Regions from separate parts of the Homo sapiens genome. Here region 1 is linked to region 2. A link is a loop called in an ENCODE intact Hi-C map of the cell type or tissue named here. Cell type or tissue: GM12878. All regions are shown on one strand.

The links. A loop is a pair of places that touch in the nucleus more often than their neighbours do. Peaks named below come from ENCODE experiments on the same cell type or tissue, not always from the same donor. Only the 100,000 strongest peaks of a DNase experiment are listed, where the experiment ranks them.
Region 1: it touches region 2 in a loop (2.0-fold over the local background); 1 of 110 quality-filtered maps calls a loop at or near these places.

What each region holds. Positions count from the first base shown.
Region 1 is chr16:5,115,630-5,119,629 of GRCh38, forward strand. LOC107984828 (a long non-coding RNA gene) reads left to right here. Exons shown (of 2, transcript XR_001752066.1): 2 at 895-2,499. It also overlaps the pseudogene ENPP7P14. Among named protein-coding and RNA genes, the nearest start is that of EEF2KMT, 20 kb to the left of the region's middle. In GM12878, no CTCF peak of the experiment used is centred here; a DNase peak (open chromatin) is centred at 1,972.
Region 2 is chr16:5,193,236-5,197,235 of GRCh38, forward strand. No RefSeq gene overlaps it. Among named protein-coding and RNA genes, the nearest start is that of LINC02164, 26 kb to the right of the region's middle. In GM12878, no CTCF peak of the experiment used is centred here; no DNase peak of the experiment used is centred here.

The DNA of each region.
Region 1 (4,000 bases), 78 kb before region 2:
TATTATTGAGAAAAAGCTAATATTGCCATTATGAGGGACTTAGGTGGCTCTGAAGAAACAGTTGTATTTCTGATGTTTGCAATGTTAAATCACAGATATTGCCAACGTGAAATAGTTTCCGTATGCTGTGTTCTCAATACACACCTTTTCCAAAGATATCCCAAGCTGTAGTCTTAGGAAACTGTGATTTTTCTTATTTGGTCTCATAGGAATTTGGGGAGCTATGCGGGATCTCCATAAAATGAGCTCCAGAAAGACACATGTGTGCGCGCGCACACACACACTCACACATGTACCACACCACACTTGACTCTGTTTATTTGGGACCCATGATTATCAGAAGTGCTATTTTCAACAAACACTTCTGAGAAATAATCTGAACACTTAATTGGATGCAAAAGAGTGGGTATTTACTATTCTACCCTTTAATTAGCATAATCAGTGTTTCCAGCAGCAAAAGCAATTGGAAAATCGCTAGTTTTATTAGGTTCATTATTCTCCCTTAGCGTAGTGTGGCATCAGCATGGTTATTATTCTTAAATTGCCTCTTTAAAACAAGGGCTGGTGCTTCTTACAGGCAATTCCTAACTCTTGGGTTTTGTAGAGAGTCCAAAACTCTTTAGAACCTATAATTCAAGGAAAGGCTCCACTTTGGTTTTACATTTTGTCTGGTCTCTTTGGGTGACAGAATTTATGTCACAAGGCGCACGTGTTTGGGGGAGGCTCATGGACAGCCCATCGTGCTTGTGCTTTGGTAGGAAGTACGTGCAGTTAAGGGGAAGGAGTTAGTTACTCACCTAGGGAACAATTGGGTAGAAAGAGATGTACTCCCTGTATTTGAAATTCAGAACTCAAGCTTGGCTCTAAGTGTTTCCTTGCTTTGCTGTGCTCCAGGGGAGTCACTGAGCAGAAGGAAGCGAGTTGCCTGAGATTCTTCAAAGCCTGCAGCCCTTTTGGAGGTTACATTTTTATTCTCAGAGCCTTTACGATGCATAATAAAGACCTAGCTTGGACCAATAATTGGATGAGTTATCTTGCTATTAACATTCTTTTAGGAAGAAGTTGCTGGTCCCATCTTGCTCACAATCCTCCAAAGTTTGAAAGTTATTTTCCAGGAGACTTAGCTTGCACTGAGAGCTGCCCTCCCACCCTCTCTCCAAATTTCCTCTTGGGAGTAGCCTAACAAGGTGCTGTCACAGACCCTTGCCAGCCACGATGACCCCACCCAGACCATCCCTCTGCTGTTTCACTCTTTGATACTCTCTGGAGCTCTCTGGGGAGGGGTGAGACCTGCCGTCTGGTTTGTATGGTTTGCCCAGGTCTGGCAGTCATGGCTGGCTGCCTCTCTCTGAGAACTGAGACTCCTGAACTTGGTGAAATACCTCAGTCATCGATCGTGTTGAATTATCGGGGACAGTCATTTAAAATCCGAGCCTGTTCCAGATGGACTCTCTCTGTTTCTGCCCTGAACGTGAGAGAAGCCCTGCTGGACGGTGGAGATGCTCGTGGGTTGTGAGCAAGGGATGGAAAGGCTGCCGGGAATCCCATCTTTCCAGCATCATCTGCCAAGGCACATCAGTTCCTGGGTATCTTGATGGGTTCTGGCAGCATTACTGTCATTGAAGGAAAAATTTTAGCCATATTAAAGGTGAATGCAGCAATCCCCACACAGGCTGCCTGGAAGGGAGGCGGGACAAGGGTAGGTTTTCCCTGTGACGGACAGGAGGCAGGCGGCCCTCCCACAGCCCTGGTGGCAATGCAGATGTGTCCCCAAAGGTACTGGGGGCCAGCTGGAGTGCTGTGCCGAGGCGGGCTCACCCGGGCCGTGGGTTCGCTCTGATTGCAGCGGTTTCCCACCAGCTCTTTGGAGAGCTGGCAGATGGCCCAGCCCCACCGCAGGAGCCACGAATGGCAGAACAAGATACAACAATTTGATATCCACTTGCCAGACGAGCCGGGTGTCGTCAGTCGCCTGGCTCTGTGCCCAACCTCTTTTTGCATAAACACTTATGAGTTCAGCCAGGAGGAAAAGCACTCTGATTATGAATTGAGCAGAAGGAAACAAAGTTTTGCAGATAAACACCAATGAGACAAAAAACCACGAATAAGAAAAATGACAGAAAAGGAGAACCTTCCCAGAAGCCTCCTGCCAGTGAACGGCCACCAGAGCAAGAGCATGGAGGCCCTGGGTTTTGAACTGTGAGATAAGGAAGATGATGAAAACCTCCCTAGCAGCCAGACAAGCACAAGATTCCTGTGAAATCCAGGTCTAAGTGTTTTGACCACAGAAGTAATATTATGTCATAGGTGAGAGCTGTGAGTTGCTGAACCCAAAGTGAGTTCAAATCCGGGTTCTGCCTCCTGCAACCTGTGTGACTTTGAGAAGTTCCAGCACCGCTTTCTGCCTCAGTTTTCTCATCTGTTAAATGGGCATAATCACAGCTCCCGCCTCAGAGTTGTTGTAAATTAATACATGTAAAGCACTGAAATCAGCCTGGTATACAGTAAGTGTTATGAACGTTATTTTCTTGGAAGGACAGAACTTATTTTCATGGTCTAAGCCTGAAAATCTAAAAAATGTGAGAGAAGAGGAAAGAATCTAGAGTGTCACCATGAGGGGGAAAAGTCCACTTGAAGCAGGACAGGGTCATTGACAATTTCCTGTGATTCTACAGCTGCCTTGTACACTATGGTAGCTCCTAGCCACTTGTTGTTTAGATTTTGTGATTTAGAAATGAATTAAGGCTGGGTGTGGTGGCTCATGCCTGTAATCCCAGCACTTTGGGAGGCTAAGGTGGGCAGAACACCTGAGGTCAGCAGTTCAAGATCAGCCTGGCCAACATGGTGAAATCCCGTCTCTACAAAAATACAAAAATTAGCCAGGCATGATGGCGGGTTCTTGTAATCCCAGGTACTCAGGAGGCTGAGGCAGGAGAATTGCTTGAATCTGGGAGATGGAGGTTGCAGTGAGACGAGATTGTGCCACTGCACTCCAGCCTGGGGGATAGAGTGAGACTCTGTCTCAAAAAAAAAAAAATTAGTTAAAATAAGAGAAAATTGAAAATTCAGCTCTTCATTCTCACCAGCCACATTTCAAGGGCTCAACAGCCCATGTGGGTGGCTAGCAGCTCCCCTGTTGGACAGTGCAGAGTAGAGCAAGTCCGCCATTGCAGAATGTTTGATTGGACCGTGACTGAATAGTCTATTGCAGTGGTCCCCATTTTTTTTTTTAGCACCAAGGACCAGTTTCCATGGATTTGTTGGGGGGAAGTTTCGGGATGATTCAGGTACATTACATTTATTGTGTACTTTATTTCTATTGTTATGAAAATTATAATATATAATGAAATCATTATACAACTCACCATAATGTAGAATCAGTGGGAGCCCTGAGCTTGTTTTCCTGCAACTAGATAATCCCATCTCAGGGTGGTGGGAGACAGTGACAGATCATCAGGCATTAGATTCTCATAAGGAGCACACAACCTAGATCCCTTCCACATGCAGTTCACAATAGGGTTGGTGCTCCTATTAGAATCTAATGCCACTGCTGCTCTGACAGGAGACAGAGCTTAGGTGGTAACACTAGCCAGGGGGATCAGCTGTAAATACAGATGAAGCTTCACTCGCTAGCCTGCTGCTCACCTCCTTCTGTGCAGCCCAGTTCCTAACAGGCCACAGACCACTACTGGTCCATGGTCTGGGGGCTGGGGACCTCTGGTCTATTGGATAACCCTGGCTTTGAGCATTCTGATCAGCCAAAGAAGCGCTGAGATGATTTGGCCTCCATTAGTAAGAATGATGGACTTTTTTTTTTTTTTTTTTTTTTTGAGACAGAGTTTCACTCTTGTTGCCCAGGCTGGAGTGCAGTGGCACCATCTCGGCTCACTGCAACCTCCGCTTCCCAGGTTCAAGCGATTCTCATGCCTCAGCCTCCCAAGTAGCTGGAATTACAGGTGCCTGCCACCATGCCTGGCTAAGTTTTGTATTTTTAGTACAG
Region 2 (4,000 bases):
TCACCCAAGCTGGAGTGCAGTGGCATGATCTCGGCTCACTGCAACCTCCGCCTCCCGGGTTCAAGTGATTCTCCTGCCTCAGCCTTCCACGTAGCTGGGACTACAGGAATGCACCACCACACCTAGCTAATTTTTGTATTTTTAGTAGAGATGGGGTTTCACCACATTGGCCAGGCTGGTCTCGAACTGCTGACCTCAGGTGATCCACCCGCCTTGGCCTCCCAAAGTGCTATGATTACAGGCATGAGCCACCGCGCCCAGCCTAAATATTTTTTTAATTATAGAAAATTTCGAATATATGAAAAGCAGAGAGACTCGTTCAATGCATGCTGTGTACATATCATTCAGCTCCAGTAAGGACAACAACCAACTCATGGGTATTGGGTTTCATCTACGTCTCCATGGGCTCTTTGCAGTAGCAGTACCTTGGCTCTTGAGGAAGAAAACTCAGACATCCTTTATTCCAAGGGAGAGACTTAAACATTTTAAACATAGCAGCATCTGTGAATGAGATTCTTGTGGCAGGAGTGAATGAAGAGGAGAATCCTTTCCAGGGTGTTGCATTTGGAACACTTGTGTTCCCTTGGGACAGCGACCCTGCACTTGGGAGAGCCTGAGCACCTGCTATTTGCCACCATTCTTTGCTTTTTTGTGGAGGTAGTGACCCACCCCACCCTGCCACCAGGAGACAGTTCCTTTTTACCCAGAGGATAATCTCAGAAATTAGCACTGCACTGCAGGTTTGCGGAGATGATGTTCTGAAAGGTTGAATGGTTAGGAACCGGCTGACTCAGCCAGCAGCTGTGGAACTCTGGTACGAATCGAGAGCCCCAAAGCAATAAAAAAGTACTTTTCGACTTGCCGTATCTGCACGTTATCAGCAAGCGAGAGCGCTCTCTGTGACACGCCAGAACTTTGATATCTTGCCTTATCAAATTTTCACACCACCTTTCCAAGAGTAATAAAAAAGGATCTGAGTATGGATGGGCTTTCTTGGAAGACGGGCTCTCTGGGGGAGGTGGTGGTTTTTTCACCACTCATATCTTGACAAAGGATTTATTCTCTGTTATTGAATCTGAGGATGCAGCATTGATGACAGTATCACCTGGAAAGATAAGCTGCCCTCCTCTTCAAGGTCACCAGACTTAGCTCCTCCTGTTAGAGTCTCACCTGCTTTGTAAGTCATGGAATCTAACAACACATCCTAGGGAAGTGGGCAGCTGTGTGCACAGACCATCACCCAGGGGTGGCTCATGTTATGCTCCATTTCAACATGGAGAAAAAGGAGGCACAGGGATGTGAAGGGACAAAGCAAAAACGTAAAAATCACTCTAAAAATTCTAACCCCCTTCAGCCCCCATCCTAGCTGTTGTTTGCACCCTAAGGGGTTATTGAGCCACCTCTGGCTGGCGTCCTGTTTCTGTGCTTCCTCTTCATGCAGCAGTCAGGGTATGTCACTCAGGTGCTCAGACGCCACCAGTGGCTCCCGTCTCACTCTTTTTTTTTTTTTTTCTGAGATAACGTCTCACTCTGTTGCCCAGGCTGGAGTGCAGTGGCACAATCATAGCTCACTGCAGCCTCAAACGCCTAAGCTCAAGCAATCCTCCCATCTTGGTCTCCTGACTTGCTGGGACTATAAGCGAGTGCCGCCATGCTCAACTTATTTATTTTATTTTCCTTTTGTTTTGTTGAGACAGTCTTGCTATATTGCCTAGGCTGATCTGGAATGCCTGGCTTCAGGGGGTCCTCCTACTTCTGCCCCTCAAAGTGCTGGGATTACAGGCATGAGCCACTGCACCCAGTCTGGTCTTCTTCAGTGTCCACCCAGCTGGGACTGCAAACCACCCCTCGCCCCCCTGTTCTCCTTCCTTGCTTTACTTTCCCCGCTTAGCACTTATAACTAATAACAAACTAATTAACATATATATGTAATGTGTTAATGTATAGTTATATATGTGTATATACACATTACTATATATTAATTAGCTGTAACTATATAGTAACACATTACATAATGATATGTTAATATGTTTATGTATTTAAAAATAGATTTAAATATATAGATTAAAATATATGTGTGTATATATATATTTTTGGGACAGGTCTTATTCTATCATTGAAGCGCAGTGTTGCGGTCATAGCTCACTGTAACCTTGACCTCCTGGGCTCAGGTGATCCTCCCTTCTCAGTCTCCCAAGTGGCTCGGATTATAGGTGCGTGCCACCACATCTGGCTAATTTTTTGTAAAGATAGGTTTTCACTATGTTGCCCAGGCTGGTCTCAAACTCCTGGGACTCAATCCTCCTGTCTTGGCCTCCCAAAGTGTTAGGTGGCCACTGTGCCTGGCTGACGTGTGTTAATATATTGACTTGTTTTCCTTGTTTGTCATCTGTCTCCAACTATACCACAGGCTCCATGAGACCTGTGATTTTTGTCTTTTTGGCTCACTGCTGTATTCTTAGTGCATGAAGCCATACCCAACACATGGTAGGTGCTTAATAACCATTTCTTGAGTAAGCTAACGACTAGTTTTAAGGCTAGAATGATAATACCTGCCTTGAAAGATTCCCAATTCACATTGAAATCTGTGATGAACTTTGGAGTTTCAGATGTGAGAGGGGAAGGTTCTTGAGCTTTTCTGCTGTCCAAGAAGGATCAGAGGTTGGCTCTGTTATTTTCCAGGGTTGATACAGGGATAGGGGCTGCAGCCATGCTCCCTCCAACCCAGGATGAAACAAGGGTGGGTGGAGGGGTGCAGAGAGCCTCCCTCAGGGTGCCGTTATTCCAGGGCAGCTGGGTTTGCCTGGCATCCTGCAATGGGGCACAATGAAGCTGCTGTCATCCTTCTGGGTCTACATTTCATCTCCCCTTTGTGCTTCACATGAGCAGAACCTTTGGTTGTAGCGTCAGCCACGGAATTTAAAAACACATGTCAAACCAGATACTCCAGACTTCACCTCTCTTCTAGAATTTAACTCTTGGCCAGATGTGGGAGCCCTGGGGACTGGGTGTACCTGCAGCAGGATAAGTGGAGCCGCATAAGGTATCTCCCTGGGAGCCTCTTCTTTGAGGAGTTCTGAATCTAGTTTTCAGCTGCGTTCCCAGTGGGGTGAGCTTTTAGCTTTTCAGTAATGTCAAAGTCAGACCGGATGTTGCCTTGAAGGAGGTTTAGATGTTTCTGTAAGTTTGTTTCCCTTGTAATTTATTAGTTTCTTTTTGACTGTGCAATATTTCAAACATATAGAAAAGGATTGGCTGGGTGTGATGGCTCATGCCTATTATCCCAGCACTTTGAGAGGTGAAGGCAGGAGGATCCCCTGAGGCCTGGAGTTCAGGACCAGCCTAGGCAACAAAGCAAGACCCCATCTCTTAAAAAATTTTTTAAAATGAGCAGAAAATAAGAAAAGACCCCACCCTCCCAATTAGCAACATAATTGTGCAGTATTTGCTTCAGACCTTTTTGGGTTTCTTAAGAAACATCATCACAGATACAGCTAAACCACTGCTCTCCATCACATCTCCCTATTTCCTTACCTCCCCCCTTGGAGAACCACTGCCCACAGCTCCTTCCTGCACACCTCTGTCTCAGGGCATGAGTGCCGCACAGGGTTAACCCTCTGACAGTGGCTTCTAGGAAGGGTCTGGAGTTAGGAACCACATCTGGGACACTGGACCCCAGAAGGAGTTCATGCTTTGCCTCTTGGCATATGGTAAGACATGTGCTGTTTGCTGTAGAGGCAGATGTTAATTTCACCTCCCGTCATAGCCAAGAAGCTATATGGAGCTGTATGGAGACACCTCTGGAGAAGCCCGTCCTGCTCAGAATGATCCGTGTTCTCTGTGCTCTCTCTCCCCTCCCTGCCCCTTGCACAGATGGACTGTGGCAGGTGTATTTGAACTCAGCCTTCACAGTGCAGGCTTGTCCCAGGGCCTCTGTTCAAGTATTACCTTGTAGTAGGTGGCGTAATGCCCTTCTCCCCTGACGATGTCCATATCCTAA